Regions from separate parts of the Mus musculus genome. Here region 1 is linked to region 2. The links are chromatin loops, found by intact Hi-C in ENCODE. Cell type or tissue: heart. All regions are shown on one strand. Each heading gives the region's core, and the rest is flanking DNA. Links, peaks and the distances in the headings are about the cores only.

Evidence for each region. Hi-C counts contacts between places; a loop is a spot of excess contacts. Peaks named below come from ENCODE experiments on the same cell type or tissue, not always from the same donor. Only the 100,000 strongest peaks of a DNase experiment are listed, where the experiment ranks them.
Region 1: a loop joins it to region 2, with 6 times the contacts of the local background. A loop is called at or near these places in 1 of 42 quality-filtered maps.

What each region holds. Positions count from the first base shown.
Region 1 is chr8:34,468,053-34,483,436 of GRCm38, reverse strand. All of the region lies in intron 2 of Gm46038 (a long non-coding RNA gene), which reads right to left. Gm39160 (a long non-coding RNA gene) reads left to right here and starts at 10,438. Exons shown (of 4, transcript XR_870327.1): 1 at 10,438-10,464; 2 at 10,923-11,260. In heart, for the core only: no CTCF peak of the experiment used is centred there; a DNase peak (open chromatin) is centred at 10,856; H3K4me3 peaks cover 844 bases; H3K27ac peaks cover 3,718 bases.
Region 2 is chr8:34,607,166-34,622,549 of GRCm38, reverse strand. It overlaps B930018H19Rik (RIKEN cDNA B930018H19 gene), which reads left to right. Exons shown (of 5, transcript NR_040706.1): 2 at 2,684-2,851. It overlaps Gm34096 (a long non-coding RNA gene), which reads right to left. Exons shown (of 3, transcript XR_001778547.2): 2 at 13,551-13,662; 3 at 3,031-3,368. Among named protein-coding and RNA genes, the nearest start is that of Gm34096, 8.2 kb to the right of the region's middle. In heart, for the core only: no CTCF peak of the experiment used is centred there; DNase peaks (open chromatin) are centred at 8,089 and 8,429; H3K27me3 peaks cover 1,055 bases.

The sequences.
Region 1 (15,384 bases), core at 4,564-12,563, 140 kb after region 2:
TGGGAAGGCTGCCATCTCTAATTAGAAGGCTCGAAGGAAGCCAAGCTGTGTTTTAGGGAGGATTCCAACATCTGTGCTCTGCTTCCTTCACAGGCAGCCTGCCCCGAGGGCCCTTTAAGAAGAGGCTCCACACTCACCTGGTACACACTACGGTTGCTTCTTCCAGCTTTACATCCTTGAATATGGTCCAGAATTGTATGTTCAAATTCTACCTTTGGCCACAGAATGAGTCTCCCCAAACCCCAACCCCCAGTGGAAAAGAAGGGAACAGGTTCTCTTTTATTCCCTTTAATTTATTTATTTATTTATTTTACATCCTAATTGCAGCCCCCTCTCTCCTCCCACTCCCCCTCACACAGCCCTTTCCTTCCCCTTCTCTGAGAAGGGGTAAGCCTCCAATGGGTACCAACCCACCCTGTCTCATCAAGTCACTTCAGGACTAGGCACATCCTCTCTCACTGAGGCCAAATGAGGCAGCTCAACTAGCGGAATGAGATCCACATGCAGGCAACAGAATAAGGTAACAGATAAGCCCCCAACTCCAAGTTGTTGGGTGGGACCCACTTGAAGACCAAGCTGTACATTTGCTACATATATTTGGGGGACCTACGTCCAGCCCATGTTTGCTCTTTGGTTGGTAGGTCAGTCTCTGGGAGCCCAAGGGTCTAGGTTAGTTGACTCTGTTGGTCTTCCTGTGGAGTTCCTGTCCCCCTTGGATCCTTCAATCCTTCCCACAACTCTTCCACAAGACTCTCTGAGCTCCATCTAATGTTTGGCTCTGGGTCTCTGCATCTGTTTTGGCCAGCTGCTGGGTGGAGCCTCTCAGAAGACAGTTATGCTAGGCTCCTGTCTGTAAGCATAACAGAGTGCAAACTTGTACAACCACCCTGGGAATCAATTTGGCATTTTCTCAGAAAACTGGGAATAGTTCTACCTCTAAACTCAGCTATAACACTCCTGAGCATATACCCAAAGATGCTCCACCATCCCACAAGGACACTTGCTCAACCATGTTCATAGCAACTTTATTTGTAATAACCAGAAACTGGAAACAACCCACAAATCCCTCAACCAAAGAATGGGTAAAGGAAATGTGGTAAATCTACACAATGGAATACTACTCAGTTCTTAAAAACAAGGGCATCATTGAAATTTGCAGGCAAAAGGATGGAACTAGAAAATATCATCCTGAGTGAGGTAACCCAGATACAAAAGGACATACATGCTATGTACTCACTGATAAACTGATATTAGTCATAAAGTACAGAGCACCTAGGTGACACTCCACAGACCTCCAAAATGCTAAATAACAAGGAGGGCCCAAGGGAGGATATGTGAATCTTACTCGGAAGAAGAAATAAATTAGTCATCAGAGATGGATAGAGGGAGGAAACTGGGTGGGAGAGAGCAATGGGGAGGGGGGTGAATTGGGTGTGGGGAGAGAGGTCTTGGAGAGTATGAATGGAGATTGGCAGCAGTTAGGGTGGGGGAGGCGAGCATCTCAAGGACATGCGAGATGGGGGGACGCTCCAGGGGGTCTATGAGGGTGACTAATTGAAGCTCCCAGCAGTGGGGGATATGGAGCCTGAAGTGGCCACCTCCTGTAGCTAAGCAAGACCCCTACTGGAGGGATAAGGACACCATCCCAAAATGTGCCCTGCCTACAAGAAATGCAGGGACAAAGATAGAGCAGAGACTGTAGGAACAGCCAACCAATGACTGGCCCAACTAGAAACCCATCCCATGGACAAGAACCAATCCCTGACACTATTAATATTATGCAGTAGGAACTGATTGCAGAAGGGTATGGATTCTTAACATGATTTCTTACCACTAATACCTACCCTGTTACCAAATACTGATTCTCCACAGGGTGGGATAGTACTCAGAAGCAAATGAGCATCGTGAGAGGACCTCCCATGCCCTACATCTATTGTCCACGGTGTCGCTGGCCAGTCTCCTAGATTCTGGAGACTTTTGCTTAAGATCTTGTGTCTAGGATCTGAAGTTGAGAGCAGGTTGTTTAAAACCCTCTCTAAGTTTGTTTTCCATACATGAAAAATGAGAGGTTCAGAAAAGCCGTGGCCCCAGGGTGCTCATGTGCTAGGGCAACAAGATCCAAAACTGCCAGTCTTTCTTTCTGCTGGGGTGGGACTACCTGTTCCAGGACCCAAGTCAGAACCCTTTCCCATCTGAGTTTCAGATCATTCTTTCCCTTCTTCCTACCCCTCAGTGAGGGAAGCCCTTTGCTGCTAACATTTATTCCTAACATTTATCTTTGTCACATGAAATGATGCAACACCTTAGTTAAGACTTATTGTCCTTCCTAAAGTTTTATTTATGTTTTAGTTCTCTTTAAAGAGCAATTGGAAAGGATCTTAGGAAAAGGGTCTAATACACCAGATATTTAATAATGAGCTCACAGCAGAACCACCCCTTCAATGCTCTACCTGACCCCCCTTTTTGCTTAAAGGCTGATCTAGTCTATAGACTGACAATTGAAGAAAATCTACACGAAACACACTCAATAAACATATTGGACCAACCTTGGCATGCTTACTTCCTGGGCAAATGCCCCACAGTTTGGAGACATTCAAGGACATCCCCACTCCGCAACCAGGCTCACTTTTCCTTATTAAAGAGGAACAAGCAACCTCCCTGTGTGTGTTACCTGCAGGTAAAGCCATGCCTCCATCCCAGCATTCCCAGGGAACAGGAGAGAGGCTGGGATCCACCCCCACTATGCTATGTTTGGAGGCAGTAGTCAGATGGGGAGGAAGTCACGAAGGAACGTCTGAATCAGATGGTATTTCACCCACCACACAGCCTGGGTGACTTGTGTTCTCATCCACACAAGTCAAACAGTCCTCCAGGCTTGCTAAAAGCGACCCAAAGAGGCTTGGGGTGACAGGGACATCCAGTCAGCATTGAAGATAGGGGAGGTGGGATGGGAGGGTGGAGAAAAGGCAGGGCATACTGTTGGTAGGGGAAAGACAATGAATTCAACAGGTTTTCCTCTCAAGGTTAGAAGGGGACAGATGGAGAGGGTAGAGGTAACTTTCATTTGGAACCCCACCCCCACTCCTTTCTTCCCTAGGATTCTCCACTTCCAGATCCCCTGCCCAATCACAGATTCCTCTCCAATGCCTGCAACCCGAGTGTGATGGTTTGTATATCCTTGGACCAGGGAGTGGCACCATCTGAAGGTGTGGCCTTGTTGGAATAGGTGTGACCTGGTTGGAATGGGTGTGTCACTGTGGGTATGGGTATAAGATCCTCACCCTAGTTGCCTGGATGTCAGTCTTCCACTAGCAGCCTTTGGATGAAGACATAGAACTCTCAGCTCCTCCTACGCCATGCCTGCCTGGATACTGCCATGCTCCCACCTTGATGATAATGGACTGAACCTCTGAACATGTAAGCCAGTCCCAATTAAATGTTGTTTTTTATAAGACTTGCCTTGGTCATGGTGTCTGTTCACAGCAGTAAAACCCTAACTAAGACACCAAGAAAGCAATTTCTGATAGGCCCATATAGGAACCAAGGTGAAGGAATTTTGATATCTGGGTTTCTGTGTACCACCTAGCTGAAGGTATCTCTGAGTTAGCTATTCCTTATATGGCTTTATGTCCCAGCCTGCACTGGGAACATACCAATCTCTTGATAAGGATCTTTTGATTCGAATGGCTCACCCAGGATTAGGAACTAAGGAAGTGCTAACATGGAACCTCCCTTGAAGAATTCCATGGATTATTACCATCAGAATCTTCATGCCTGGGACAGATGAAAACCTACCCCAGAAGTTCGTCTGAGAACCCCACAGGCAGGCACTCCAAGCTACTGGGGGAAAAGCTTGTTCTATTATTATCAGAGTCTAATAATTCTTAGATGGCTGTTATAGCTGACTCCCCAACTATGTGATGTGGTTACCCCACATAGAGTGGACCCCCCTGGACGGTCAGCAGACTTACTCTATTAAGAGGCAGCCCAAAGCAAGTGGAGAGTATATGGAGAGGAGGGGTTGAAGGGAGGAAAAGGAAGTGGGGAATGTTGTAATTATATTCTAACTTCAAAAGATTAAAAAAGACACAGCTTTTTTAACTTTCTTTGGACTCAAATTTTTGTTTTGGTATTTCTCTGTTTCTAGGTATTTTGTTTTATTTTGTTTGGGATGTGATGGTTTGGGTTGTTTATTTGTTTCTTTGTTTGTTTGTTTTTCCTGTTTTGTTTTCCAGACGAGGTCTCACATCTCACTCTGTAACCCAGGCTGGCCAACTTGCAATGACCTTTTGCGTCAGCCTCCTGAGTGCCAAAAATACAGGCCTGAGTCACTGCACCTGGCTTCGTCTGACTCTTATGTCACATGAAACCTCTACTTTATCAAGGGCCAAAAAGTATTTGTATAACACACCTCTATCAGGGTCACTTCATTCCTTGGGGACATCTGATAGGTATTTATTTACATACTGGTAAAGACATAGATTTATAACTGAATGTTTTATATTGTAGGAAATGTAGGTTGTTTTGGGTTGAGAATAATCTGGACAGATTCCCTTATTGTTAACATTTATTCTGATTAAAGAAAAAAAATAATGAGGCTAACAAAACCTTCCCACCCCTCGCATGTCACACCCAACCTTCCAAGGGCAGCAGGAAGGCTGTGTACCAGCTCTGCTGCTACAGAAACCTCCTGGCACAAAAACTTTCAACCTGGGGACAGAAGGCCAGAGTCTGATAGAGCACAGGAAAGTATTACAAAGACTCTGCAGCTGGACTGTCTGGGTACTGGCTTGGTGTGGGGGAGCAGGTGTGTGCTAAGGGGCAGTCCAGAGTCCCCTGATGGTCACAAGGATTGCACAATTAGCACTGAATGGCAGCAGGTGACCATATCTGCTATCTAGAGTATAGTCACACTTAGGGACCTGGGACAGACTGACAGTTTTTTATTAAAATGTTTCCATGGATAAAGAAACAATAGTTATTATGTTGTCCCCAAAATGCCCATGAAAATTGATGCTGGGCTCCAAGTGATTCTAAGAAGGACTGAATCACAGAACTATCTACTCTCAAAGTGCTGAACGGGAGACATCGTGAGGCAGTGAACTAATTGTCTGTTACTAATTGTCTGATACGGAGAACCAATCAAAAGCTCACATTCTCATTTTCTCTATATGCCAGGAACTGCTCTGAGCCCTTTTCAAGGACTAGAACATGACACCCTTAGAATAACCTGAGGTATAAGCCATTACCATTCCTACACTAGAGCTGGGCAGCCAAGGCAGAACGAGCCTGGAACATCACAGAGGACCCTAGCCTTGACCCTAGCCTACTGTTTGTATTGCTTCTGGGTTCCATCAGTGTGGTATTCTTGTCTTTTTGAGATGGGGGTCTCGCTGTACAGCTGTGACCCCCAACTCCTCATGTAGATTGTGCCAGCCTCTGATTTGCAATAAATTTCCTGAGTGCTGGCATCACAGGTGTGTGCTATCACTCCCAACAAGGGCACAATCTTGATGAACAGTGTCACCATAAGACTCTAAGCCCTACCCCTGGCCTCTCCACTACCCAGGATACTTTAGGGCAGTGGTTCTCAATCCTCCTAATGCTGTGACCCTTTAATATAGTTCCTTGTGTTGTGGTGAACCCCCCCACCATAAAATTATTTTTACTACTTCATAACTCTAGGTTTGCTACTGTTATGAATTATGATGTAAATACCTGTGTTTTCTGGTGGTCTTAGGTGACCCTTGTGAAAAGGTCATTGAAGCAACCCCACGAGTTGAGAACCGTTGCTCTAAGAATTCCCAGTGATTCACATTTGTGACCTTTCCTATAAATGGGTCTGTTCGTATTACCATTGGTGGCTTCATCTCATATTGCCATTGCTAGATCCATCTTTTCCATTTGGTTTAGCTTCTGTTAACTGATGAGTTACAAGAACCTTAATGAAAGTGGTAAGGTTAGATTGGGAAACTGACAGAAGCATGAGCTGAGACTCTGAGGAACATCCTCCGCCACAAGCACGCAGGGGTTAAGGTGGTACGGGCTTAACACACTCTCTCCCATTAGCAATGCTGTGAATCCCAAAATACTCTCTCTGGGTCCCCACCTCTCTATGATTTTGGAATCCCAGAAACAAAAACCATCTCCCGTAGTCACCTCTATGGCTTCCTAGAGCAGAGCTGACTCTTCACCTCTCACGGGAGACATCGGTATCAAGGAGCGGGTAAATCCTAGACCCCATTACAACCAAAGCCTTCAATGCTCTTCTGGAACAGAGAAATGTGTGTGTATGTATACATCAAATTCCAGTTCATGAAAAATAAAGACCAGGGAAATCACAGAGAATCAGAGAGGTTAAATCATTTACTTTAGACCACACAGCTATGCAATAATGTCTTTCTTTCCCTAACATGAAGCATAGGGGCTTCTCCTTAAATGTGCAGTTATCTGTCAGAACTGAGGAAGATCGGGGAACCTCTATAGCTTCTGTTATGCACATAGAGAACAATCTGCTGTATACACCCCACAGAACTATTGCACGATGACACCAAATCATGTTCTTCCCTCCCTTCTACTGTCCCTCCAAATAAATCCACTGGCTGACAAGGAAATTGTCTCTTTTCTCTTTCCCTCCCTCCTCTGTCTCACAGATTTTGAAATGAAACAGCATGGTGACTTAGCCAAGGTGCGACATAGACAGACTTAGACTGGGCTAGTGTGTCTCACCAGCCAAGTAAGTTCTGGGGTTCTGTTTCCAATGTCTGTGTGTTGCTGTGGCTATTAACTGCCTCCTGTGTGTGTGTGATAAGAAGAGAGAGGTTGAGGCTGAGGTTGGCGGTCAAGGCCATCCTGGGCTTCATAGTAAGAGCTTGTCTCAAAGAATCCAATTGAAAACCAACTAAAGCCAACAAAAACCCCAAACCAAGCATACAGAGGAAAAACTGGGGGTCTGGGTAGGATCAACCTCCGCTTCCAAAATAAAAGCTGTCCAAGGCTGCTCCACACTGGTCCAAGGCTGCTCCACACTGGTCCAAGGCTGCTCCACACTGGTCCAAGGCTGCTCCACACTGGTCCAAGGCTGCTCCACACTGGTCCAAGGCTGTTCCACAGTTGTCCAAGGCTGCTCCACACTGGTCCAAGGCTGCTCCACACTGGTCCAAGGCTGTTCCACACTGGTCCAAGGCTGCTCCACACTGGTCCTCATCTTCTTACTCCTCTCACTAAGCAGTCACCTTTACCCATAACTTCCAGAAGGGAGGGGTTTCTTCTTTCTCAAATAATAGTTTTACTATTTTTACTAGTTCTACAGCGGCCAGTATCCACAAGCCTCTATGCCTTTTGTCCTCTCCTTTTCCATCAACAACTTTCCTATTCTTTTAATCGCCCATCCAGTTCAAGGATTGACTTCTTGCCTCTGGCATCTCCTTTGCCTCCCGGTATAAATCAGAAAGCATTCTTTTCTGGTTGGTTGGACAACCAACTCGCTTGAGGCTAAACACACTCATGAATGCCAGTGTCTAGGAAGCCTCACCTCCTCTCTCCAGGGACAGTGGCCCCGCAGCCACTCTGAATGTAAACACACACGCACACAGGCATGCATGCACAGCGCACACCCTGACTTCAGCAATAAGCCATTGGCAGAGGACCCTTGTGCTTTGGCTCAAGCTCTGTTCTCTCTTCAGAAATCCGTGTAGCCATTTCCATGCTTATCTTCCCATTTTCCATCCCTCCAGCTTCCTCCGTAGTGTGTATCCACCCTCTTCCCACAGTTTTGTCAGCCCTGACCTAGACCCTCTCACCTTCACTCCTTCCTCCCCCTGACCCCAGCTCCGAGTCCTATACGTATATTGTTTTTCAGGATTTCATTATAGTCCACTCTCTGTATTCTTTTAACTAAAATTCCCTCTGGAGGCATAGCTATAATTTTTCTGCATCCATATCTATAACTGCCATGATGCTCTGGCAGCCATGAAAGTCAATCCCAGTTCTTGAGTCTGGTACTGTGGTACTGCACAGTTTGACACGTCCTCATCCAAACCAGTGTCTTTCTAGAACATTCACTGTGTGCTTTCCCATTATTACCAGCCAGCTAAGTATGGCAGTTTTCAAGGTTATAGGGAGAAATGATAATAGAGTCACGGACTCCATAATGATATTTTTGGCAAATGACAGACACATTATGACAACAATCCCATAAGATTATATTGCCTAGTGATGTTGTGGCCATTTTGTTTGTATAAAATACATTCTGTGATGTTTATACAATCACTAGGCAAAGTCTCCAAGTGATTCATTTCCTAAGCCTTGGTCCCATCCTGAAGCTTCACACAACTACATACGTATATGTATACTTGATTTTTTTTTTAACCTATCCCAACATGAACTCAGAACAAAGTCGGGCTTTTTTTTTTTTCAAGTCCCTTATTTAAAGAGATGTTAAATGGAGAGGAAGAAAATGGATAAGCGCAATTACTAACCAGGATCATTTCTGAGCACGTCCTGTGCACCCATCACCAGACTAAGTGTTTACATGTGCTGGCTTGTTTAATGTCACACGGAACCCGTGAGTCACAGTCATGGCTCATTGACAAAAGTCACGCTACAAAAGATAAAACTGGGCACGGAGGAGGTTAAGTGACTGCCTGATGCTGGAGCCCAGGAAGCAGTCAGTGAGGCTGAGCAGGCACCCAGATGTGTCTGACTGCTAACTCCTTGAACCGACCTTTCTGTTCTGTCTTAGCAGTGCCAACCTGTGGAAGGACTGGGGTGGAGATGGCACTGTCTTCCACTGTCATGAGGACTCAGCCTTCCAACTGCCCACCAGCAAGGGAACTGGAAATCCCACACCTTAGCCAAAACATGTGGGAGTCTTACTTAAAATACCTGCTTTAAATAAAGAAAGGGAACGCTATGGTAAAAAGACACCTCTTTTAGTAATAAGAGATCTGGTTGGGCTGGGCATGTGGCACAGGGATCGGGCACTTGTCTGACATGTGAAATTCTGAGTGTAATCCCTAACAGCAAGGTCCAAACGGTGGCTATGGTTAACAATAACACACTGTATGCTTGAAATCCAGTGGTCTCCTCACAGAAAATAAATAATTTATAAAGGGGATGGCTATGAGGCAATCATTATTTTACTCAGCTTCATCATAGGACTCTCTCCTGCAACACATGGAATCAAACCACCATCCTCAAACATGCGCAGTGTTACTACCAGTCATGCCTCAATAATGCTAGAGGTATCCCCAACTTTTATTTTGCTGCTGTTAATGGAAGACACTGTAGCTCTAATGACAAGACAACGGTTAGGCTCGGCATGCTTAAGGTACTTGTGTTGGGTAGGATGTAAGTCTCCTCTCTAACGACCTTCGTTGGAATGCCCCACCCCATTCTCCCTTAGTCCTCACTGTGACCCCGTAGCTCTCCCGAGCCTCATCCTTCAAAAATAAAGTGAGGTCTCCAGCTAACAGGACGTGCCAAGGTCACACTGCTTGTACACAGTTTGAACTGTCCCGTGCTGCCTCGCATTAACACCACTTATTCCTGGGTACAAGTCATTGTCTGGTAAATCTTATTTCTGGCACTTTCATGGTACTGGTGACAGTTACAGCACTTGAGCCTCAGGGAGCGATCACTGCACAGACTCATTAAACCCAGAGGATTTGCTGAATCCAGAGGTTGACCCACCGTGCAGAAGGGCTCCATAGAGGCTTTTGTGTGTGTGTGTGTGTGTGTGTGTGTGTGTGTGTGTGTGTGAGGGTATTTGCTATAATGTGACTTTATCTGAACATTGAGCCCTTCTGAAAATTCCACTTCAAAGAAAGAGTCCATCCCTGCCCGCCCTGGTTGCTTCTTTGCAGCTGGCATTCCTGAGCCAATCAGAGATTACTGGAGCTTCTCTTTCAACTTCAGAAAGGCAATGGAGGGATCCAGGCTGTCCACCCACCCCTTCCCTGGCAGATGATACTGGCTAGAGACTCAGGTCTCTTCCCTGGGTCTAATCAGATATGCCATCTGGGTGTCACAACACTTTCTGAGAACCACAACTTGGGAGAGCCAACCAGACTTTCTCAGGACCAAAGCCACTGTAGGGCTTAACAGCTCTCTCATTTATTTGATGAGGACACACAGCTCCCACGGGAGAGCCGAGAGGAAGGAACAACAACAACAACAAAAAAGAAGCCCAAGCAGAGTCTAAGATCACACTTCCCATGTCCTTAAGCCTACTTACAGTCACCCTGTCTACCAAAATTCCTCACCCAGAGCAAACGGAGCCAGCACACAATGGTCATGTTTACAGAGTCCAGGAGGAGGCATAGGATAGAAGTATAAAAGGGATTTCCTTATCACCACTCCCCCATCCCCACAAAACACACTCACACACACAGAGACATACAGGAGCCCACTTTTCCTTGTTGCGGTTACTAGGCAACCCAGCGTGAGTCATCACATCTCCAGGTAGATTAGCAGAACCGAGAATGGCTTCTGTTTATTTGTTAAAAGCTTTGACCCTTCTCTTCTCTTAATAGCTCGGGTTTGATGTCGATAATATCTACATAGTCCTCTTCCCCACAGAAATCCTGAAATTGGTCGGCTTAGCTCATTTAATCTTAAAAAGCAATTGACTCCTCCACCCCCTGCCCCGCCCCGCCCCCTCTCCCGTCCCTGCCCCTCCACATCAGGCCAGGATAAAGAATCCAGAGTTTATGCTAAAATTAGCAGGGATTAGAAATGCTGCCTGAGCTATGAGGTGACGATTAGAGACCACATCCCCTGTGCTCGGGGCAGAGGGCACCCTGAGAGGCATCTGGTCTGGGAAGGCAGGCCTTCCAGCTGCCGGACTCCTGCTGCATCTAAGGAACCCGGCATTGAAGAGACCCTGGGGGAGCAATGCTCTTACAGAGTTTCTATTTTAGGCCCTGGAAGTCTTCACAGCTCATTGGCTCTGCACCCCAAGCAGGAAGGTCCTCAGAGGAGGACCAGACGTTGGAAGACTTTACCAAAACCAGGAATAAGTCGGCAGAGAAAAATAAGAGGCGCCATGGGAGCTAAGCACGTGTGCTGAAAAAAATTCAGGGGGCAGAGCTCGGCGAGTGATGCACCCCCTCATGAGTTCAAGACCCCAGCTCCAGTCTCTGGCACCCACGTGAATGTTGGGTGAGTGGGGCAACCCACTGATAATCTCAGCCATCAGGCAGAGACAGAGGATTCCTGGGGCAAGCTAATGAACTAGACCAGCTGACTCAGTAAACAGGTGAGAAAGCTTGTTTTAAAACATACAGTGTGAAACGAGGAAGGGAAGCACCAATCCGTCAGCCTTGTACAAGCCACAAGCATGCACGCACACACACACACACACACACACACACACACACACACACACACTTTAAAGTAAAGCAACAATTGCCACCTAACTGTAGAGTATGTCTCTCAGGAGTTCCCCTTGGATCTACTCATGGGTAACTCAGATGCCTTGAATGTGAGCCCTTACTTAGATGTAAAAGGCAGGCACCAGTTACTGAGCTTGCCCTGTGTCTTTTCAGTAGACACAGGTATGAAACCAAATCGTTTTCCAGGAATCTATTAGTAGATGAAAGCCAGGGCTCTGAACACATGGAAGAAGAAAGATGGATGGGTTCCTGGGCCCTCGTCAAGACAGCTTGACAGACAACCCTGTGTGGCGGTCAGCTTTTAGTCCCCAGGACAAAACATCTAAGCCAAACAATTTATAAAAAGGAAGGACTTCTTTCTGTCACACTTTTTCCGGTTCCAGTCCATGATCACTTTGGCTTTGTTCTTTCTGAGCCTGTGCTGAGATAGACCATCATGGTAGGGAGTGCATGGGTGTGCAAGCTGCCAGTGCATGGGCTCTTGGGAGAAAACGAAAAGAGCGTGGAGCCAGGGCCTCAGTATTTCTTTCAGCCTTGCACGGTTGGCACCTCCTCTCCCTAGGCCTTACCTTCCTAAGTCTCCACCACCAAACAGTGGCACCACAGGCCAGTGGCCACGCCTCCAGTGTACCACCCTTTAAGGCAGTACTCCAAACTCTAGACCATCACACCCTGGTTCTTAAACTTCTGTTCTTGGTACAGAACTTGGTTCAGTTTTGTGAAAGTGGAGGCATTTGACCTTTCAGCAGTTCGGCTGAAGGTAATTGCTATTTGTGGATAAGAGGAAAGACGCATAAACAATTCCACCACAGCTTGCCTCTCCCCACCTCCAAGGCTAACAGCAGCCAGCCATCAACGCTTTTCATCACGTCCCCTTGCAAAACCACAACAGGGATGGGCAAATGATCAGCTCTTGAGCCAAGCCACTTGCAAGGAGCCTGTAGTCATCTATAGCTACTGGAACAACCGATAAAATGTTTCCAGATCTGGAGAGAAAGAAGTATGGTTTTTGAAAGATTAGTTTTTGAAATTTTTCATTTTTATAAAACTTTTTTGAGACATGGTCTCATCAGCTTCTCTCCTAGGTCCCAGCAGCCCTACCAGAGGCCTCATTTACAGATGAGACTGTAAGGGTCCATGGAGGGACAGTTTCTCAGACACACTCTTTCAAGCGCACATTCACTGACAGGCACAGGTAGACGATTTTAATGGTCTTCCAATTTCCTTCTCTTCAAATGAGAAAAAGGATGAGAAGAGACGCCACTTGGTCAGTAAGATGTGATGCCCTACTTAAGAACAGAAACAAGATTCTTGACGGAAATGCACTGCACTCGCTCAGCTCTGGTGTTTGAAGGGAGAGAGAGGTTTCCCTTCGATGTCATTATTGTGTAAACATCTTGTCTAGCTGGTTGTTATATCAACAACCACCACAGAGGTCTGTCAGAGGATAGAAAAGCAATGTTTTGTTCCACCAACACTTTGGTACGCATAAACTGGCATCGTCAGCGCCAGTAAACAGAAGGCTTTGTCCATAGGTGCCCAGTGTCCTGGGGTGGGAATGAGACCCATTAAGGCAGGGGTTTTCAACCTGTGGGTCACGCCCCCTCCAACAAACTTCTACCTCCCAAAGTGTTTACATTACGATTCATAAAGATTAGCCAAATTACAGTTATGGAGTAGCAGCGAAAGTAATTTTATGGCTGGGTTGAGGAGTCACCTCAACATGAAAAAATAGTCGCAGCGTTAGAAAGGCTGAGTTTGCATCAAGGGATGAAAGAGGAAGGGTAAAGACCTCAAAGGCAGTGTCTCTTACATCATAGCTATGTGATGGAAGTGTTGCTGAACTGCAGGGTTGCGTTCCCAGATTTAGCCACCCAGTAGCAGGATTTAGCGACTGTCTCCATTTTTATCTCTTCTGGGACCCCATGACCTTGACTAATCCCCTGGAAGCAGGAGCCGCAGAGCCTTTGGTCTGCTGCGACACTCACTCTCCAGGAAGAGGGAAATGACCTTAAGCCTTATGAAATTGCCTGCAGCAGCTCTTGGCTCCACTCTGTTCCATTTGGGAGGTCTCTCAGCACCTTGACATTTCCTTTTCACAGCTGCTCTTACCAGCCTCACTCCCTACCTCTTTGAAAAGGTCTCCTCTGCCACCTTTGAATAGAAACTAAAAATACCAAATTAGACATATCCCACCACGGTGAAAATCTCAGTCCATCTGAGATCAATCACCCGGAGGCTTGAAGAGGCAAATTTTTTTTTTGTATTTGTTATTATGTTCCGTTTTTCAGAAAAGGATCATTTCATCTCATGGGGATGGATTTGCTCAATTAAACCCCAGAAACCAGAGTGAAGTCTGTTCCAGCCCTTCCTACCTATGTCAGAATTATAACTAAAGAATTGCTGTGTGTCCGTGGGCATTACATTTTGGAACCAACTGGTAGCATCCTTGATATGAGCACAGCTGGAACAGTTCCTTTCGTGAGGTGCCTGGCATGACCCGATTCTGGTTGCAGTGGGTTTGAGTTTCCTCCCTCTGCCTTCTCTTTCCAAAGCACTAAGCTTGAGGCTTGGAGCTTGTACCTGCACCCTGCAAGCTCTGCCCCAGGCTCCAGCTCCATCTATCTCACCCTATATGATTTATCTCACTTTTGTGGATTCCTCTAAATTCCAGCTGTTCTCCCTTCTCTCCTTAATGTGCGTTTTCTCCTGCTGAAACTGCCTTCAGGCAGCTTCTGGAATGATCTATTTCCCCTTTCAACTCTGTCATCAGCATGCTGCTAAATGAGTCCTCCTAAACCCCAGCTTGGCTGGGGACTCCTGTGGAAATATATCTCTTCCAAAACTGAGCCTGAAGAAGAGGGGGATGTTTAAACATCTCTCCGGGGATTCCTGAGAGCAGAGGGGAGGCTGCAGGGCTGGGTGGAACCTGCACAGAAGCTCCAGGGTTCCCCAAAGAAAGGCAGATGGTGTCCGGTGCTGGACTGAGAAAGAATTGTACTATTCTCTTGTTTATATGCTTGATAGTGAGTGACATGTTTAGGCTCTGCTGTGTTGGCTCCTGCTTCTAGAAGGCTCCCTCACAACCAGAATTTTATACTTGTCTATACTTGGCTGTTCAGAAAGAAGGACTGCAGTGATATGGGGTCATGTCAATATGCATTTAGGTGCATTCAGTGTCATTTTTAAGCAAATAGAAGATAGAGGAGCGGTTATAGAATGGGGAATACTCTAGAGTCAGACTATGCTTTATCCAAACATTGACCAAAACATTCACACGTGTGATCCTCATAAATTATCTTAATTCTCTAAAACTTCAATTTCATCATTGGTAAAATGTGACCTAAAGTGATTTAAAGGATATCCATGCTATTACACTCCTGACTTTAGAGATGATACAGAAAGCAATTTGCCCAACATCTAGCAATGGCCATAGATCTTGGCAAATGTGAGGGACTTGGGTGGCTGAAGTTTCACTGCTTAGGTTCTGCCACAGAAGAACAGGGATACAGAGACACCTGAGACACCCCCCACCTCCCACCTCCCCTCACCCCCACTTTATTTACCTCCCTGGTTGACCATGGCTATCTATGGAGACAGTGGTGGTTTGAATAAGAATGGTCCCATAGGCTGTTCTAGTTGACTGCAGATCAGCACTATTTGACAGGATTAGGAGGTGTGGCTTTGTTAGAAGTGTGTGTGTGGAGGTGGACTTTGAGTTTTGTGTTCCCCCACTGCCTGTGTATCAGGATGTAGAATGCTCAATTATTTCTCTAGCACCACACCTCCCACACTTGCTGCCATGCTGACAATGGACTGAACATCTGAAACTGTAAGCCAGCCCCCAAATTAAATGCTTTCTCTTGTAAGGGTTGCCATGGTCATGGTGTCACAGCAATAAGGCAGAACACTAGGACACCGCCCAAAGATCGTGAAGACTTGCATCTGACATCGGGAAATCGATTCCAAACTAACTGGAAAACTTCAT
Region 2 (15,384 bases), core at 4,064-12,063:
TGCGTGCGTGATCGTGGCATGCCTAGCAGAACACATTGCTCAAAATAAATGACAGTGGCAGAGGCTTCTTCACGTACCCAGCGTCCTCGAATGTAAAAGAGTTGTGGGGCAGATGGCCTTTATAGACCTCTTAGGCACTAATTAACTTTCTGTAGCTCTACGTTTCCTTGAATAGCAAACATTGGGATAAAGATTGGCCCGGGTACAGCAGTCTGATGACGCTGACATCGGATTGTTGGCATATTTACAGGTGCGGGAGACTTTTATTTGGGATTGAGGAAAGCTAGTGCCTAGTTTAACAAAGGGAAGGAAGGGAAGGAGAGGGAGAGAGGAGAGAAGAAGACGTGGAAGACCAGTTTTGTAGAGGAGAGCAGTTTTGACCCTTGTATGTTTCTATTCTGGATCGTTTACCCCGGGGGACTTTAAAGCTTAATGATCAGATCTTTAGCTGTGTGACTTTCCACTGTCCATGTCTTTAAAGCTCTAGGCTTCTCATGTGGTTTTCATTCCCAGTTATCTCTCCCACATAAGACCCGGGGGGCTCTGCTTCTGTGAATGCTTTGCTAGGTAAGTCTCGCTAAACTCAGCTGCCATCTACTTAGAATTTAAGCAAGACTTATTGCTCTGAGCCTCTCTTATAGAACCTTTTCAATACCCTCAATGATTTATTCTCCCCCTTATTTTATGGGACCAAGAAGTGGAGGTTTTGTTTGTTTGTTTGTTAGTTTTTGTTTGTTTGTTTTGAATGAGTAATTTTCCTGCAGCCACACAATGTGGAAAAAACAGGATTCGGATGAAGTGAGTTCCGCGCTTCATCTTTCCGCTGTGATTCGCTTCCGTTGGCGGCGAGGGTGGCCACTTCCGGCTTTTTTATCCTGTGCAGAGCACAGGACCAGCAGATCGCCCTTGGCCCTCAGTTATCCTCAGAGGTGGAAGGGAGGGTGGGATAGTGGGGAGTCCTTGCCAGCTTCCCCAGGAAAGCAGAAATATACAACCTGAGATCCAGGCTAGAGATTTAAAAATAGATAGGCACAAAGCAAAAAACCGTGCACCTTTTACAAAAGCACATTCAAACCAGATGTTGTAGGTTTCTCAGGTTGAATGGATCCTCTTGGGAGGGGCTAGGGGCGGGGAGAACAGCTATAAGATGATAAGAAAGGATTACATAAAACAGAGGGGGTGACATTGTGAGGTGAGCTTGGAAATGTAATCAATACAGTCTTCTCTTGCAAAAAAGGAAAGGGAATAACAAAACCACCATTAGGGCCCAGAAAACCATGCAAGAACAAAACAAAACAAAACAAAACAAAACAAAACAAAACAAAACCCAAGAAAACATGCATGGAAGGGCTCATTTTAAAATTAATTAATTAACTTTACAATAGCAGTCCCCTTTCTCCTGGTTCCCCACCACCACCACCACCACCACACACACACATAGTCCCTCTCCTCACTTCCTGCTTCTGAGAAGGGTGAGACCTCCCTGGGTATTGCCCCACCCTGGCACATCAAATCACTGCAGGACTAGGCACATCATCTCCCACTGAGGCCAATCGAGGCTACCCAGTTAGGAGAGCAGGAACCACAGTCAGGCAACAGATTCAAGGACAGTCCCTGCTCCAGTTGATGAGTGACCCACATGAAGACCAAGCTGTATATCTGCTACATATATGAGGGGAGGCATAGGTCCAGCCCTTGCTTGCTCGTTGGTTGGTGGTTCAGTCTCTGGGAGCCCCCATGGGACCAAGTTCGTTGACTGTGTTGGTGCCTGGGTAGGCTTTATAGTGAGCATCAGCCACACATAGACATGAGCTTAGCTCCACTGGATATTTAGGCTCTGTCTTTTTGAGGCCTCTACCACTCTCACAGCAAGTGAATGGGAACAGACCCAGAATTTTATGAATGACAAAAGGATAGTGTTACCTTGCAGATGGCAAAGCTGAAGTTCTCCATGCGTGGCCAAAGGACTTGTTCAAGGTGGATCAACAGGTTTAGGGCAAATCCCATGTGACAGTCTCGTTATCTGCCCCATTGGTCATTCTATAATGCCAGGTTCAAATGCTGTGTCTGCCCTTGCACAGTCTTATTGAGCTTGGAGTACACCTGTTTGATCAACTTCTCTTCCGTGTATTGCCTTGCCTCTTGAGGGTGTTTGGCCAATGTTAATGATCACAGTAGTCAATATTAAGATGTTCTTTGGGTCTCCAAATGCTCTGGTAATGAAACCAGCCATGTATTACTGCTTTCTGTTCCCGTTGATTTCAACCCCGTTGATTAGCTACCTGTATGAATATGAACCCATAGCTCTTGTTATAGTAATACCTCTGCTTGGCCAAAGCAGAGTGGTTTCTTTGTTTTTCTGTGCTTTTTTTTTGTTTGTTTTTTTCCCTCAAGACAGGGTTTCTCTGTGTAGCCCTGGCTGTCTTGGAACTCACTCTGTAGACCAGGCTGGCCTTGAATTCAGAAATCTGCCTGCCTCTGCCTCCTAAGTGCTGGGATTAAAGGAGTGTGCCATCAGTACCCGGCGAGTGGTTTTAAAATATATTTTCTAAGGAGGTGTGTAGAGCCAAAGTTTCTATGGAAAAAAAACTCTTTGGGGGTCCTGAACTAACTGACATTCATCCTAAGAGAAGTACTCAGAGAGCTAGTGTTTGTAAGGTGGGCCTTTTTGTTTGTATTTCAGTTTCTCTGCCTTGCGGGACTCCTGTCATCGCATCCAGAAAAGAGCAGTGAGGCGCTTCCTGGGAGCCGAATATTGTGGCTAGAGAGGCAGCCCTTGCCTTCCAGGCACTTCCATCCGGGAGGAAGAATGCAGATATACTGGTCATCGTGTATTCAGTTCCATACAAGGGTGAGGATACAGCTACTGTATTTGCTTGTACTGAATCAGACCTGGCCTTGACAGCTTCTTAGGGGAAGATGGAGTTACACCGTATTGCAAAGGGGGTAGGATTCTGACAGCAAAGCACTAAAGCACTGCAGGCAGGGGTTGGGGGGCATATGTATTCCCAAGGCAGAGTGGAGGGAATGTAAGACTGCACCGCCTGCATGGGGCTGCTTTATTAAAGCAGAAGGTGAGCGTTCAGATCTCAGCTTCCAGGTAAGTATAAACTAGGAAGGTGACGATCTGAGGTGTTATTTATAGGAACATTTGGTCAGCGAGCATTTGAGTGCATCCCCAAGACTGAGAAGATAAAAATATGTGCTAATGAGGATGGCTGTGGTGGCCGCAAAGGCACACTGTGTCTGTGACAGGAGAGTCCACATGGACTGGGCACGTCTAACGATGTTCAGCAGCTGTCTGACCCTGTGAGTGTGGAGGTAACTCATCAGAACCACAACACAGCAAAGGCAGAAGGACGTTCAACCTAGTAAGAGATAACGCAAAAAAAAAATTAATTAGTTAATGGGGATTATTGAGGTAAGTTTACGTTTTGTAAGTGTCATCTCAAAAAAAAAAAAAACCAGTTTAAAATCCAACTTCTTTAAACAAGATATAACGCTTCCGGAGGAAGATAAAACTGCTAAGAGCTTTTCCTGCCTATATAAAGCGTGCAAGTCTGTTGTCTGGACACGTTACTCTGTATTTGAGCAAGTTCAAGTGATCATTCCATGTTGGACTGTCCTACCTAGAAGGTAGCTACATTTTCTTTCTTTGAAGGAGACAATCAGAATTACAACCAGACAACTTGAATTGTTCAGATATACCCATCTGGAGACCAGTGTACCCTTGGCAGACAGTTTCTTACATTTGTGCTACATTGGTAACTTATAGTATGGTTTCTGCCGTGTTTCTAAGCCCACGGCACTGTTCCAAGGCCACCAGAGCTGGCACTGTTACGTTCCCCCTCTCATTTCTAGACAGAAAACCAGCAGTGCTAAGAACTTATGTGATTGCCTGGGAACAAATGGGTAGGGAGCTCAGAGCTGAGATGCTGTGATTGTACGTAAGCCTTCTGATCAGCATGGTCTGACCCCCAGACTTGACTCTGAGCCCTATGCCTTACAAAACGTAAACAAACAGGCAAAACCCCCCAAACAGCCCCAAGTTTGGTTTTCTAGCATTAGTTCATTCAGTGCCCTTTGGTCTTGAGAGGCTGCCAACCTCTGAGCAGACTGTAGTCAAAGGCCAAGGCCTGACTCAGTTCCCCTGCATGGAAGTCTCAGGCAAGGAGCAAGCTACCCCATGAGCGAATTCTTATTTGCACAGAAGGGATTGGATTACAGGGTCATCTCGATGCCAGCCCATGCTTCCGGGCTCATTTGCATACAGAGAGAACTGTGTTCAGGTGTTTGCAAAGCCCAGTTGCCCGGTTCCTTGTTTTGTCATGCTTATTTATTTAATCCTTGCTGTAAAACTTGGATATGGGGGTGGAGCTAGGAGTCTGAGAAAATGGAAGGGATAGACAGGCCAGGGTGTTTCTTTGTAAGATACTTGAAAGCTGCCACTGTATTCCTGTGTATTCCTGAGAATGGACGAGAGGGAGGGAGGGAGGGAGGGAGGGAGGGAGGGAGGGAGGGAGGGAGGGAGGGAGAGAGAGAGAGAGAGAGAGAGAGAAAGAGAGAGAGAGATAGAGAGAGGAGCCTTAGCTATTTATCTTTGCAGGCGCTCCCCTCCCTGCCCCCAAGTCCAGCAGTTCAAATGAAACCGATTCATAGAAGACTCAGTAAAGACGTTGTTGTCTGCATCAAAGACCAAGAAACCTACAAACTTGACTGCTTGGCTTCTGCTAACTTCCATTCCTATTAGTGGTTTAGAGGTTTCAAAAAACAAAACAAGTCTTAGTTTGTTTAGACATACCAGTCATTCCAAAGACAGCCAAGGGCTGGGATCTCTACTGCTCTGAGCCCACCCCAGGGGAAGGATAAAAGTTATTCTATCTAGAAACAGAATTAGTAACAGGTTTATTTTCACATCAGGATTTTTTGCTCATAAACAAAACAAAACAAAACAAAACAAACAAAACAAAACAAAACCAAGAGGCTGTCAATCCTGCAAGATAGCTCAGAAGGTAAAGGTGCTTGTCTGTTCAAGAGTTCAGCTCCAGAAAACATGTAAAAATAGAAGCAGAGAGCTGACACAGCAATATGGTTCTGTGACCTACACACACACACACACACACACACACACACACACACACACACACACACACACACACACACACTTTAAAGAGGCTTTCAATTGTTTTAAATCCAGTGCCTACTCTTTAGGATTTGGGCATGTGGTACCTTCTTCTGCCATCTTGTAGATATGGCAGTGCCCAAAGGGGGCTTTGGAGTGTGGAATCCAGGGCGCTGAGATGCAAGATTCCAGAAATCTATATGCCTTCATTTCTTCCATTCACATTTGCCTAACCCCCCACCGTGACTCATCAGCTGAGAAAGCACCTCAACTTACCATGTCAATAAAGACTGTGGCCTTGTTTGCCAACACTCTGGTTTTCTCATCCCGTGACAGACCATCACTGGAAACCAACCATAAGGCCGGTTTTAGTATTACATGAAATAACACATGGCGAAGAACCTGGTCAGAGCCAGGCTCTGGGATCTGTCATCCCTTGGCCCTGCATTTAGAGTCAGACAAACTTGGAGTTCCTGTCTTCTATTTCCATCCTCTGTGACCCATTTGACTTGAGTTTCAGCTTCTCGCTTGAGTCCTACCTCCTCCTGGAGTCTTCTCTAGATGTCTGCCTTAAGAGCCCACATGCACTTTTGGGTTATCTTAGCATCTCAGTAACATAGTCCTGGTGGTCCCTGACCCGAGAATGAACACGCCTCTGTCCACTGGGGACTCTGGGCAAGTTACTTTACATCGAAGAAAGACTCAGTAGAGGATCTTTGAGTACACATTAGAAGAGCTAAGATACTTAGGGTTGTGTGTGTGCACGCAGAAATAAGTGATGGAGGTCAGAAAGGAGTGTCTAGCTTAACTGTGTCAGTAGGGCTGGAACTGGCTTTTGGTATCTGTAGATCCAGCTCCTATAGATTCTACCAACTCTGGGTCAGGCACTATAGAGTTCATACAATGGTAGGATCTGTGCAGACAGGTACACACCTTTATTTTTTGTCATCATCCCCTACGTAATACAGTAAAATAACTATTTTTTATTGGTTATTTTATTTATTTACATTTCAAATGTTGCCCTCCTTCTCCATTTCCCCTCAGCAACCCCCCTATCCCATCCCTCCTCCCCTCTCTATGAAGATGCTCTTCCCCCATTTTCTGCCTCACCATTCTAGCATCCCCCTATGCTGGGGCATCGAGCCTCCATAGGAGCAAACGCCTCCCCTCCCACTGATGCCAGATAAGACCATCCTCTGCTACATATGTAGCTGGAGCCATGGGTCCCTCCGTGTGCTCTCTTTGGTTGGTGGTTTAGTTCCTGGGAGCTTTGAGGTGTCTGGTTGGTTGATATTGTTATTCTTCCTGTGAGGTTGCACATCCCCTTCAGCTTCTTCAGTCCTTACCCTAACTCCTCCATTGGGTTCCCTGGGCTCAGTTCGATGGTTGGCTGTGAGTATCTGCATCTGTTTTTGTCAGATGCTGGCAGAGCCTCTCAGGGGACAGCTGTATGAGGCTCCAGTCAGCAAGCACTTCTTGGCATCAGCAATACTACTGGGGTTTGGTGTCTGCAGGTGGGATGGATCCCTAGGTGGGGCAGTCTCAGAATGGCCTTTCCTTCAGTCTCTGCTCTATTCTTTTTTTTTGTCTCTGCATTTCCTTTAGATAGGAACAATTCTGGGTTAAACTTCTTGACATGGGTGGGTGGACCTATTCTTTAACTGGGGGGGGGGCATACCTATCTACTGGAGATGGTCTCTACAGGTTCTGTCTCCCCAGTATAATAACTATTTACAAAGGATTATTTTGTATTAGGTATTGTGAGTAATCTAGAGATGATTTAAAGTATATGGAGGAAGTGTGTAGGCTCTGTGAAAATGCATGCCATTATATACAAAGGACTAAAACATCTGGGATTTGGGTATCTGTGGGATGTCCTGGAATCAATCTCCCTCCCCCACTTCCACCCTCTATACCAATACCAAGGCACGATTGTATGTCTGCTGGGAACCAGCCTAGTTATAGCAATTCGAGCTGGAGGGATACAGATCTTACAAGCAGTACTAGGATGGTATATTTGGACCTACAGTAAGATGGGTTCTGGAGAGACCTACCGCTGGCCAGTGAGACGGGGGGGGGGGTGTTTAGAGCTCTTTGGGAGAACAGCAAGCCAAGGATCACTCCCAGGGGTGAAAGGCATTCACAGGTGAGGAGATGACCAGACAGCAGAGTCCCCAAGTTCCTCATGTTCGGCAGCTGATTGCCCTGTGAGCAACAGCATATCCACAGGCTGGGGAGGCCCTGTGGAGTCTGTGGCTTCCTGTTCAGTGCAGAGGGCCAGGTGAGAGCAGCACTGGGGAGCTGCAGCTCTGTTACCTGCTGCATCTTGGGCTGCAGTTGCTGGGATATTGAAAAAAAAGGGGAAAAGAGGATTTAATATTTATTAAAGCTTTCGATACTGTCATACTCTGCTCCTCCTGGTCAAGGCTGTGCCCTCACCCCCCGGCTTGCTCTATTTAGGATTGGGATGGTTTGCTACAAATGGGAATTGCAGTAAGAGGTTGACTCCAGCTTGTTTTGAGAAACACTAATAGCAATAACACATGGCCTGCAAGTGTGTAAAGAGAGTTTTCAGTCAAAATGCTAAACGCTAAAGCTAAGGAGATAGCTATGTGTGTCGATTAGTCAGCTCGGCCACATTTGCATGTGGCTTCTAAAAGGAATCCACACCTCTTTGAGTTATTAAACCCAGTCACACTGACATCAGAAATAATGATGAGGATTTCACAGATGTTTGAAAAATGCCAAGAATGTTGTTTGATTTCGTCTTTTCTCCTTACTCCTTTCCTGACTTTTTTTTTTCCTTTTCCTTTCTGAATGTTAACTGCATATAGGTGCTATAGCCACACTTCCAGAAAAGTCACAGGGCTTTGATGCTGCCTTGCTCCCTTGCTAGCCATGGAGCTTGCTATGACACGTGCCCGAGCCCTCTAGCTAGTGTCTGTCAGCACACAGTCTTGGCTCCTGGCTTAGAGAGGACTCATGGTTGAGCCATGGAGAATGGCAGTTCCTACTTGGCGGTGGCAAGGATGTGCTCCAAGGACTGCCAGCTGCTTGACATGTCCATCCAGCCGTAAAGCAAATGCCCGACACTGTCCTTAGTACAAAGCGTTTCCTCTTGCCCCACAAAGTAATCCCAGCTGAGTTCCCTTTTCTGCAGACCCTTTAAATGCGATTGGCAGGGAGAAAGCTACGGCCCTGAGACCATGTCCTTTGCCTTTAATGCTATTATCACGTACATGAGCACTGCCAGCTCCATTTCACTCCATGCCCCATGCTCCTGGCACACTGAGGACTTTAGTGTGATCTGCTGGGCTGAAGTGGCTCTTATGTGGTTGGCAGGATCCTTCCGGCTACTACAAAGGCTGCCAATGCCCCTGGCTGTGGCTTGAGATACCCTTTTGTTCCTAGGTACTTGGCCCGGAAAAACAGTTGTGTTTTCAACGGCTTATCATGTACAATGTGTTCTCATCTCTCTATAACCTGAGAAGTCATGGCGATCTCCCTTGCCTGAAGCTGTCCTTTCTAGTAGTGCCTGTATGGGGCTCACAGGGTGGGGTGGGGGGCACCATCAACAAACAGCTTCAGTGGATGGACAAGTACAGCAATTCTCTGGGCCATTTTAAAGATCCAGTGGGCCTCTGGTGAGGCTCAATGGTGAACTTTCTAGTGTGTGTGAGGCCCTGTATTCAACCCCCAACGCTTCCCTAAATAAACAATAAGCAGTCCGTGTCGCTAAATCTTATTACATAGAAGTTGCATTGAAACTGTAAGTCACAGACTAGAGACCTTTTTTGCTGGTCCATCCTAGAGATGATTGTTTGAAGGTTGGATGGAACAGAACCATGGGGCAGAGCACTGGTGGTGGGGAAAAATTTGGAGGCACTGTTAAGCTGTCAGCTCTTTAGAGTGGCTGCTGCATGCAGGTATTGAACCTTACGCGACTATGACACTTTAGACAGACTCTTTCACTCCATCTGCATGACAGGCACAGAAGGCAGAAACGTTGCTTTACCTCAATGGTGAGGATGTTGAGGACACCTGCTTGTGGTTGTATAGCTAGCAGATGGTAGAGCCAAAGTTAGAAGTTACATAAAGTCCCCACAGTTCCCGTCATCCAATGCGGGCCAGCCACTTGGGCTCAGGAAGAGATCAGGATGAGTCAGGCCCTCTGGGACTCCTGACTGTGAAGTCTTTGGGGGAATGATCTGAGTCATGAGGATCACAGGATGCCTTCCTTACCTTTGGGAACCATCAAACATTTGCAGAATAACTTTCCACCCCCTCTTTCATTTGTCTCTGACTCAAACTCGCCCAGTGATTCTCAGCCTGTCTCTAACGAGAAGCATCTCTCTGAGGAGACGAAGATTAGTCTAGAACCCAGGGCATCTGATTGCTGATCTGCACCTCTCATCTGTTTATCAGAGAAAATAGCATTGTCATTAAGCATTGTGCAGAATACTTGCTGGAAGCTCCCGAGTTAACAATGTTATATGACTGATTTACATTTGTGTGTCCAGTATACAGAACAGCAAGGGTCTTGTTGCAGAGATAATCCATAGCTTTGGACCAAGGTATGTTGGTATTTGTAATTTATCTATGAATCAATGAGCCCCACTGTCCTGGCTTCAGAGTCTTTTTTTTTTCTTTTTAAATTGAAAATAACATATTTTTTATACAATATATTCTGATCGTGGCTTCCTCTCCCCCTTATTCCTCCCAGATCCTCCCCACCTCCCCACCCACTCAACTCTTTGCCTTCCCTCTGGCTCTTCAGAGTGATTCTTAATGGCTCATCTTCCTCCTCCTTCTCCCCTCTTCCTCCCACTTCCTATTGTGTAGCTGTTAAGAATTAGAATCGTTTGAAATGCTTCTGAGGTAGGAGCCTCTTTGTCAAAGACAATCTCAGGCAGACTGCTGATATGGCAGGCGGTTTTGAGCAAATTACACAGCAGGTAGTTTATGCCATCAGCAGCTAATGTAAAAGAATCTAGTCTTTTCCTCCTGTGCCTGGATTCTCCTTCAGTTGCCCAGGGTATGCATGAAGAAGTTCACTCTGTGAAACTGCTGAATTGACCAGAAGGTTGCTGTGGTGGTTTGAATATGCTTGGCCCTCTTAGGAGGTGTGGCCTTGTTAGAGGAAGTGCATCACTGTGGGTGTGGGCTTTGAGATCCTATGCTAAAGCTTTACCCAGAATGGAAGAGACCCTCCTCCTGGCTGCCTGCAGAAGACAGTCTCCTCTTGTTCAGATCAAGATGTAGAACTCTTGCCTCCTCCAGTACCATATCTGTCTGCACACTACTGTGCTTCCTGCCATGATGATAATGGACTGAACCTCTGAAACTCTAAGCCAGCCCCAATTAAGTGTTCTCCTTTATAAGAGTTTCCTTGGTCATGGTGTCTCTTTACAGCAACGCAAACCCACCTAAGACATTTGCTTATTCTCCAACCTTATGCCAAGTGAGAAGGGATAAGAAAAGAACAGGGAAAGGAAGAATGGAGACACATGAATGAGAAGAGTGGGGGCCATACTGAGCCAGCACTCAGGGCAGGATTCTAAGATGTCCACAGTAGAAGCCACTCTAGCAAGTTTAAGCACTCAAATCTATGAAGAGTGTGTATAGCTAAGAGGGTAGTAAGGAAGGTTGGTGAGCATGCTTTAGACTAGACAGAGTTCCTAGGAAGGATTTCCAAAGCCATATAGCAGCACTGAGTGGCTGAGGGGGCTGGCCCCACCCCCATAGTGAAACAGTGACTGTGACACAATCATACTGCTTTTGGTGGATCTAGTGCTTTTAGATCAGGAAACCAATCAGAACATTATCACTGTACTGAGGGTGTAGAACCATGCCTCTATCTCCCCTGGTCCACATCACAAAAATGGGTGCCTTGCACTCTGTCTTGCTCCCACATAACTCAATTCATAACTAAATTCTGATACAAGTGCAGTTGAATGATGGATACTGAATAATTCACCTTAAATGGCACCTCACAGAAAGCTGGGCTGGTCCCTAACACAGCAGTGGTCAGAGGTGGGGTTTTGTGACTAGATTATGAGGTCACTGGCTTATGAATAGATTAATCTGTTGTATAGATTTATAGTCACCAGGCTGCTCTGTCCCCTCACACTCTCCTGAGCATGGAGTTGGGAGGTGGGAGGGTCAGCAGCTCAAACTTCTGAACCGGCAAGGCAGAATAAATCTCTCTTCCTTACGTTATGTCTCTCAGGCATTTGTGACAGTGATGCTAAGTCTGGCCCACTCCTCTTACTTCCAATTTCTTTGCTCTCAGTTATTACTTTTGCATTGGATAAAGTTCTTACCCAGTAAGTGTAGTAGTGAATCTTCATTGTCAACTGGATGTAGTATCACCTAGGCAACATGCCTGTGGGCATTTCTGTAAGTGTTTCCAGAGAGAGCTAAATGTGGGTGGTACCAACACATGGACTGGGGTGGGGGTGGGGGGTACTTGACAGACTAAAAAGGGTAAAGGACAAAGTATGGGCACCGTTTATCTCTATCTCCGTTCTGGCTATGGATATAATGTAACTACCTACTTAACTCTCTTGCCACCATGATTTCCACAAGATGACAGACTGGATCCCTTACATCCATGTGCCAAAATAAACCCTTTCTCCCTAAGTTGGCTTTGTCAGGCATTTTGTTGCAACAAGAAAAACTACTGATACTGTGGATGAGCTATATACTACATATTAAGCCTTTGATGGTCTTGTTTATACAAAGTCACACAGACATTGTCACCACGGAAGTATCTATTTTAAGAGATGCCCCACAGGATTCTCAGCATTCTGGATCTATTATTCTGCCTTCAATATGTAACAACCACCTCTTTATCAAGCTATTGTTTCATAACCACAAAGAGCCTAATGTAGCTAGTTGGCCTACTCAGCTTCTAGTTCAATGGGGCCATTATTTTGTCTACTGGGGGAATCATGACTTCTATAGCTTGGGAGCTTAAGGTCTCAGGAGCAGGAAGCAAATATTTTTCAAATAGGTCATCAGATGTAAGAGTTGGCCAGAATGTACTGCTTGGTTCTGTGGTTTGGCATTCTGGATGCAGGACAAACATCACAGTCTATCTGTTGATCATTTGATGCATCCTGCCTCCTACAGCCTTGCTTAATATTGTCTCCCAGGTAGCTTTGTCATTGGTTAGTGGTCATGTCCCTGTTCTAGGAAACCTTGTGTGAATCCTCTCATTCACTTCTTTTCCAAATCATCATTGCTTCCCTCAAACACCCTATTCATCTCTTTCCCCCTCTTCCATGTGTGTATACATATGTGTTTGCATGGTACATGTGTGTCTACACATGTGCATACAAATGTATGTGCCTATGAATGCATGTACAGAAGCTAGAAGTCAATATTAGGTATATTTTTAAGAATCACCTTCTTATTTTTTGAGATATGATTTCTCATTGAGCATGGAACTCATTGATTGACAAAACTGGCTAGTGAGCGAGCTCCCCAGATCCTTCTGTGTCTGCTTTCAGTACTGCTCTGGGATCACATTGGCTCTCAGATATAGCATGCAAAGCGCAGGGGCCACAAAAGGCAAGGGACAGTATAGAAGAGAGTAAAGTCTAGGCTGTGGCTAAGAATCTGGGGCTAAAAGAGTCATGGCTTCATTCTCAGAGCAGCATTTGTGAGCTCAATGAACTGAAGGCTTGTGGTCTGTGAGTCAACGAGCAGATAGAGGTGGAGACTTTCAGGGGTTGATACTAATGCTAAGAAGTAAATAATTATTACATAATCATAGGAACATAACTATCTCAGGGTCCTATTTGCAATGAATGGTAGAAATACCAAAGACTTGCCATCCTAGGCCCTTTGTGCTAAAATTTTCCCAGACGGGACAGGCCAGTAGAGAGGATAATTTGTATCGATCAGATATTATGATTATTTCATGCACAGAAGCCCTGACTTACTCATGTATATATGGGCTCTTTGAGAGCAGAGACCAAGCACTTACAGGCTTTGTAATTAATAGCTTCAACACCTAACTGAGTGATGGCCACACAGAGGGACCTCAACAAATAAGATCTTAATGGAGATGATCAAATGATTGTGCCTTCCATGTTAATCCTCACTATGGTCTCTTCTCTATTTTCATTGAAATATATTATTTCACAGATAGTTACATTTGCTATTATAATTGGGTGATGCCTTTGATCATGACTTGGTAAAAGGAAGAGGAGAAAACAAGAAGTGGTGCCCTCCCTGTTTCCTGGGATGATACAGTTTTAGATGGAGCCCTGATATAAGATATCAAACAAAAGCTTTAAATACTACATAGAAGTGAAGTCCTGCTGGTGCAATTTCCTGCCCTGGTCAAAGAGGAAGAAAGTTTTTGATGGAAGAAGGAAAGAATCCTAAATTCACGCTATCTACTTTTGACATTACTTACCTAGGCCTGTGAGCGCTTTCCAGGTTGCATCAAATGCATTTTCTTTTAAGTCCTGGACACCAAGCAAGGAGCTAGAGATGTAAAGATGGGCTGTATCCAAGACTCAGCCTTCCTATGACACAAAGGGAGGAGATTTGCATCTAATGAAATCATGACACTGTCAATCTCCTTGGAAATGGCCAATAATCATAAAACTCTAGACAAAAGATGGATCCTAGAGTAACACATAGGGACGCGCTACTCGACCAATAGTTACCTATCAAAGAAGCACCTGGACAGGAAGTATAAAGCCAAGAGCATAAGGAAACTCAGAGAGCCATGTGGGCAGGAAAGTAGCAACTTTGTCATGGAGCATCTAGGTTTTGTTAAAGGTCACAGAAGAAGTGGCCTTTAAGCAATGAATGGTTATTTGTTCGTTTGGTTGGTTGGTTGTTGTTGTTGTTGTTTAACAAATAGTGAGGGAAGTCTATTCAAAGACAGTAACAAATATTCCAACATTGATAGCATAGAGTACCATTCACACACCTTTATCATTTTGAAAAACAGAAAATAGCTCCTGACTAAGGGTGGATCATTGTAGAGAACTGGACTCACAGGCCCAAACACCTGCCATCAAAAAGCAGAGAACAGCAATCACAAGGGGGACCCTCAAAGTACAGGACATAGAGTATCATCATCCTACCATGGTGGTGGATGGGTGGGGCTGGGCTGAGATGGGAAGAACACAGAAGTTGAAAATATGTCACAATGCACAGAAGTTCTCTTGGGGCAGGCCAAGTGAGACTTCAAGAATACAGGATGCCTACTGTCCCATGCTCACGAACTCTGTCCCCTCGCTTGTTCTCTGTTCTTTGCTCAAGTGGTAGAGATCTAAGCAGCTCATTATAAAGAAGGGAAACGACATTAAGGCAGAGAGGGCAAAGTCAAACTCAAACTCATTGAACTTGGTGAGTCTCCTGAGCCTCCTTCCACCCCAAGCTTGCAGAAACTGCCTGAGACTCACTGTCTCAGCTTCTGCTTTCTGGGAATCCAATAAGGATCCTCTCTGTTATGGCCAGAAGATAAAAGACTCCAAGTGATAAGCAGGGACTATGGGGTAAAGCTGTCAAGGAAAGCTGCCTGCACAAGCAGCAGTGTGGATTCTCAAGAGAAGTCTGAAAGAAGCAGAGCTTAAGAAAACCCAGGCATTACTACTCACTGTCAGACTGGGCACAGACATGGTGATATTACTAATCCTAAGTGTTTGTATATACCATGTGTTGTACAAGAGACAACCTTTCCACAGGAACTTATGAGGTAGTCTGAAAGTAAGGCGTAAATATATGTGGAAGGAACTAGAGATCTGAGGGGGAGCCCACTGTAGAACAGTGATGTGAGCAGCAGGAGAACCCCTGTGATTTCCCAGTCCCTATTTTTAGATCCATTGTTCTATGACTCTGACAAGTATGCTAAGGTAAGAATTTTGTCATCTAAGCAGTTTTCTTCTCTCCCTCTGATTGCATGACATTAGGAACCAATTCCAAAGAACAGCCATTCTGCTAAAGATCGGTTTTGTACAATAACATGGACTATTCTTTAGCCTATTCATACACACAATTCAGGATATTGGCTGGCACATTCTGGGGTCCATGTACACATACTGTTCAGGATACTGACTGGCACATATGTGGCATACACACACACAATGTTCAGGATATTGATTGGCACATTTAAGGAGCACATTGCTACTCCTTTTTAAAACTCTTAAGGTTATTCCTAAATCTTAATATTTGAACATTTAAAGTACTTTCAAACAAGCAACTTGGTATTTTCTTGAAACTCATTTTTGTAGAAT